Regions from separate parts of the Mus musculus genome. Here region 1 is linked to region 2. A link is a contact called in ENCODE POLR2A ChIA-PET data. All regions are on one chromosome and are shown on one strand. Each heading gives the region's core, a stretch centred on a gene start or an enhancer-like site at or near the end of the contact. The rest is flanking DNA. Distances are from core to core; before and after follow the strand shown. Region 1 has its middle 16 kb from the start of Gm40445. Region 2 holds the start of Zbtb1 (zinc finger and BTB domain containing 1).

What was found. ChIA-PET counts read pairs that join two places held with the same protein, here RNA polymerase II (POLR2A).
Region 1: POLR2A ChIA-PET joins it to region 2 with 13 read pairs in Patski. The contact joins the enhancer-like site here to the promoter of Zbtb1 in region 2. POLR2A ChIA-PET finds 5 or more read pairs at or near these places in 2 of 5 experiments (Patski and embryonic stem cell).

What each region holds. Positions count from the first base shown.
Region 1 is chr12:76,506,567-76,509,266 of GRCm38, reverse strand. No RefSeq gene overlaps it. Among named protein-coding and RNA genes, the nearest start is that of Gm40445, 16 kb to the left of the region's middle. Within about 2 kb of position 1,374, at least 3 of the 3 ENCODE cell types and tissues checked have a DNase peak (open chromatin) inside an H3K27ac peak, as active enhancers do.
Region 2 is chr12:76,369,093-76,371,792 of GRCm38, reverse strand. Zbtb1 (zinc finger and BTB domain containing 1) reads right to left here and starts at 1,273. Exons shown (of 2, transcript NM_178744.3): 1 at 1,063-1,273. It overlaps Zbtb25 (zinc finger and BTB domain containing 25), which reads left to right and starts at 2,233. Exons shown (of 3, transcript NM_028356.2): 1 at 2,233-2,353.

The sequences.
Region 1 (2,700 bases), core at 125-2,624, 140 kb before region 2:
CAGCTTTGGAGTCTAGGAGAGCAGCAGAGATGCCACGGTAAAGACGCTTTCTGAGCTTGACGTGGGCTCCACCATTTGGCCTTGCCATCAAGTTCCAGACCAATGGTTCTCAGCGTAGTCAAGGGTACCCTGAGCTGTGGAACTATTGGGAGTAGTTGGCTGTGTGCCAGCACATGCTACAGGCTTAATAACCCATGCCGTGGTTCTTATTAAGAACAAAGCCATTTCCAGGGTCTTTGTCAAAATTCCTGATGACCAAATTCCTCCAACTTACAGAGTCCAAACAGGAGATGCCAGGAGGGGGGAAAAAAAAAAAAAGAAAGAAAGAAAAGAAAGGTCATCCTGGGGAGAGCATGCTGGGTTCAATGGACTGGAGAGGTGGCTCAGTGGTTAAGTGCACCTCTGGAGGATGTAAGTTCTATATTCCAGCATCCATACTGGGTGGGAGGTCACTACCATCAGCTTCAAGAGATCTGATGCCCTCTTCTTCTTTTTTTTTTTTTTTTTTTTTTTTTTGGTTTTTCAAGACAGGGTTTCTCTGTGTAGCCCTGGCTGTCCTGGAACTCACTCTGTAGACCAGGGGCTGGCCTCGAACTTAGAAATCCACTTGCCTCTGCCTCCTGAGTGCTGGGATTAAAGGCGTGCGCCACCACGCCCGGCTCCTGATGCCCTCTTCTGACCTCCGTGGGCACTCAGACACATGGGATGTACACACAAACACACACACAGAGTAAAAATACATCTTTAAGAAAACAAGATTAGGGCTAGAGAGACGGCTCAGTGGTTAAGAACACTGGCTGCTCTTGCAGAGGACCAGGGTGGTTGCAAAGCCTCCTCGTGGATGCTAACAACCATCTGTAGCCACAGTTCTAGAGGATCCAGTGCCTTCTTCTGGCCTCTGATGGATGGCATTCTAAACATGTGGTATACAGACAGACAGACAGACAGACAGACAGACAGTCAAAACCACCCATATACATAAAATAGAAATAAATCTTTACAAAACTAAAAGCCTGTAGCCAATGAGATATGGCCTAGGCCAAAGAGCCTGCTCCTGGGATGGGAGGAGAAGGAGACTAGTCTGAGCGGAAAGGCCTGACAGGGAGCAGAGCCTAAGGAAAGGACATCCAGACCCTGAGCCACTAAACACTGTCCCTACCAGGCCCCTGGCTATAACTCCTAGCTAGGGAGGTACCTCTAAGGGGGGTGTACAGACCATAAACATTGCAGTCAGTGAGGCTGGAGTCACCAGACCTGCAATAATACGCCTTTCTGCCTTACTGGAGAGAGAGGGCATTGTGTCTGTCAGCTGTGTCCTGAGACTCGTAGTGAAGCTCGCCTCTCAGAAAGGCTCGATTGTCTTGAGCAACCTCTACAGCCTGGGGCTTCCACCCAGTCCATGACAGCAAATGTACAAAGAGAGCCACTCTCAGGGGACAGGGTCCCTGTAACCCTCAGTCTCAGCTGCCTGGAGGAGTCAAGGTAGCAAAGAGATGCAGGCTGAGGCGGATGCTTCGGGACAACCTCCATTAAGTCAGAGCTGTAGAAACATTTCCCCTGCTGTGAAGGGACTCTCAACCCAAACCCAGAACATCTGTTAGGAAACTTGGTGGTTAGGAGCAGAGGTGTGGAGTCAGAGTTCTTGGGTTAAAGTCTTTCCCCCCTGAGGCAGTTACTACTAATGATTTAGCGCAAAACTGAAGATAAGGCATAGTTTCCATCCGACTGGAGACAAGGCCGTATGGAGATTGAATACACTGCTATCTGATCTGGAGTTTGTATTGCTCCACACGTGGGAAGGACAGCAAAGCATCCGTCTAGTACAGCGGCTCTCAACCTGTGTGTGGGTCACGGTCCCTTTGGGTGTTGCATATCACATCTCCTGCATATCAGATATTTACATTACATTATGATTCATAACAGTAGCAAAGTTACAGTTATGAAGATGCAATGACAATAACTATATGGTTGGGATCACCACCACATGAGGAACTGCATTAAGAGGTCACAGCCTTAGGGAAGTTGAGAACTACCAGTCTAGTAGGAGATCTGCACCTTGTCATTATTAAAGGGAGACCCCTGTGCCTGGTTCCTTGTCTTCGGCCTATGAAGCGTCAGGAGGCGTGGAGGGGAGAATCTCTTTTTACAGAGCCCTCTTCTCCAGCAAGAATCTCCATCAGGAGATAATATTTAGTGCACTGCCTAAAATCATTCCAGGCAATGACTTTGCCATGTTTTTCCCCCTCCTACAATTTGTCCCTTTGTCATCTCTCTGTTGCTGGGAGAGGGTCATGAAGTGTACACAAGGAGAGCCTCCTCTGCCTGCCTCTGCTTTGCCTCCCACGGTTCTCTCTGAGCCTGGGACCAGCCCAGTTCTCTGGAGGTTCCCACTGTCTCCTCCTCTCTAGGCATCTGGAAGAACCAACACCCTCTTTGCAATCATCCACCAAAGGAGCTTCCAAAAGCCCTGGGAAGCCAGGCACAGCCTCTCCTCCCTCCTGTGGCTCCAGACCCTGCAGGAATTGGGAGGGAACAGGGCCTGCTGGGTTCCTGCCCAGTCCTGAGCCAGGCTGGGCCAAGGGGCCTCTCCTTCTCCCTCCCCTACAGACACATAGGGCTTTATCCTGAGATTATGCCATGGAAACTATGTGCTCCGTCTGCCCTATTCACATGGCCTCAGAAGAAAAAAAAAAACAGCGC
Region 2 (2,700 bases), core at 24-2,523:
GGAGAATTATATCCAAGCGATCCTGGGCTACCTAGCCAGACCTTGTCTCAAAACGGGGTGGGGGTCGGGGGGAAATGCTTGGAACGCTTTGTGGATTCCAGTGTCAAAGGGGAAAATGTTGCCGCAGCGATTCATACTGTACGGAAATACAGTCTGACCAGTGGAGAATCTACATGTACCGTCACAGCGACATTCGATTTGGGAACATGATCACACACATACAAAACCCTATCCCCAGAAAACAAGGACTTTCATTAACCTGTTCTAGACCCGTCCGAGTTGGAAAATGTCTTGTCAAGCCCTCAGATCACGTGGACGAGTGGCTAAGGTGGAAAGGGAGCCTGGGAGCGGCGGCTGAGCCCAGATCCACGCCTGCACGCTTCAGCAGCAAGGACTCCAGATCGCCACCCAACTAGCTCACCGCCTCCACCAGAACTTCTACTTGTAAGCGCCCACCACTGGAGGCAAAAAGCACTTTCTTCTCGGGACTCGGGGGGCGGGGGGGAGGATCTCGTACACAGAAAACCCCCCAAACCCCCGAGACCTACCACTTTGGACCCGAACAAAAAGCGTGTGTGCTGAGGAGCGGGGGTGGGAAAGAGCGAAGCAGGAATCCGCGCGGCCCAGCCGCCTCCTCCCTCGGAGCGCGCCCAAGTCTGCGGCCTCCGGCTCCGGGACGCTCCCCTCCCACCGGCCGCCCAGCCGCAGCTGGAAGTTAGCGAAGCGCGCTCTGGGCCCGTCAATCAAGCGCGGCCTCCCGCCTCCACCTCCCCTCCCCCCACCCCCCCAGCACAAAATAAAATAAAGGGAAAAGAAGTAATTTGGGAAGTCGTCTGGAGAGGGGATTCGTCCGGAACCCGGAGAGGCCGCGCGCACCGGACTGACGGCCGGCCCCGAGCGAAGCCGCTCGGCAGACCCCCGCCACCGGCTCCTCGCCGCGCGCTTTCCACGCTCCGGCTCCCCGCACCGGTCGGCGCCGCCTCGGCCACGCACTCCGCCAGGCCCGTGGCCCAGCTTCGGCCAAAGTTGCGCAAATGGCCCCGACGACTGGCAGCTACTCACCGGGCGCGGTGGGACGCGCGGCTGCGGAGGTTTTATGGAGTTGAGGGCAGCGGAGCCGCTGGGAAGGCGGGCGGAGGCGAGGGGCTGCGGGCTGCAGTTGACGGCGCGCGGCGCTCGGCTGGGCTGCGCCGAGACACTCCGGGCTCTGCCAGGGACTGCGCTGCAACAAAGGACTTCCGCTGCCGCACAGCCGCGCCTGCCGCACCGCACTGAGCCGGCCCCGCTTACGCGGCGACTCCGGGTCTGCCCACCAGTTCGCGGCGGCGTCCGCCAGCCTTCCCCTCCCTCTCGCCCGCCCACCCACTCCGCCGCTGGCGGCTAGGGGCACCCGCGGTCGCCTGTTGGTTGCAACAAGTTTCTGCGTCGGGCCGGGGAGGCTGGCACTGCCCGCAGCGCGGGCGCCCGGGCGGCGGCGGCTGGAGCAGCACTGTCGCCCCTCTCCCCGGAGTCGGCTTGGCCCTCCTCCTGTTTGCACAGCTGGACGCCACTGGGATCCTCCCGACTCCCCCAGGGCTGGATGCCGATCGCCCTCTACCCAGATGTCAGACCCCTGTCCCGCAGGGCCCCGCAGTTGGACCCGCCCCCGCGCTCCACCCTGGACGCCTGGAGGGGGGGGTGACACTCTCGTCCCGTCCAGCCTAAAGCCTGTCCGCTCGGGGTCCTCCGTGCCCCCCGACTCCTCTTCGCGTGGGCCCGCCAGCCTCGGGCCTGAGTCACTTCCCCCGCCATGCCCCGCCCGGCCCGCCTCCCTCCCTGGCTCCCGCCGCATGTGGCTGCCTGCCCCGCGCCCTCGTCCCCCTCCCGCGCCAGACGCCGGTGCATCCTTGCCCGTCCCCACCCAGGGCCGAGGGGGCACCCGTGGTTTTTTTTTGTTTTTTGGGTTTTTTTTTTTTTTTTTTTTTTGCACACGCCGGGGAAAGTTCCCAGGTCACGCCAAGACGTGTGGGGAGCCAGTGACGCTCGAACTTGTCCCCACACTTCCGCCTCCAGTCACGACTGGGGACCGTGGCAGAGGCGCGCCCGGAGCGCGGGGCCGACCCCCGCCTTGGCCACTCGGGCGGGCAGGCAGGCGCGCGCGCACGCACGCACGCACGCAGGCAGGCACGCACACTAGCCGGGGTGCCGCTCGCTTCCCGGCAGTCCGGTCACGTGGGCCGGGCGCGGGAAGCCGCGCGAGAGCAGCCCGCCGGGTGCGTGAGCGGGCGCAGCCGCGTGGTGTGCGCCGCGCGGGAGCCCGCCCCTCCCGCACAGAGAAGCCCGCCCGCCAGTCCGCCGCCGCGGCGGAGTCTGGGTAAGCAACGCGGCCCTGCCCCTGTGGGCTGCTCCGGGCTCAGTCCCTCCCGCCGCGAGCCGCCCGGGCGGCGGCTGCAGCTGCACCCGTCGCGGGACAGATGCAAGTAGCCGGGGAGAGGGGTGCTGTTTTTGGTCCGTTGGAGATGTCAGTCAGGGCCCAAGGAGGACATTAGCAACGGCGAGCGAGTGCTGGGCGCGCGGAGCCGCCCCTGGCCGTGGGCCGCCGGGGCCTAACGCGGGCGGGATGGCGCGCGCGATTGCCGCACAGCCTTAGAGCCCATTCCCGCTGCGGGCCGGGCTCCGAGCGGGCGCAGAAGCCTCAATCCGTCTGTGTCAGCCGGGTCC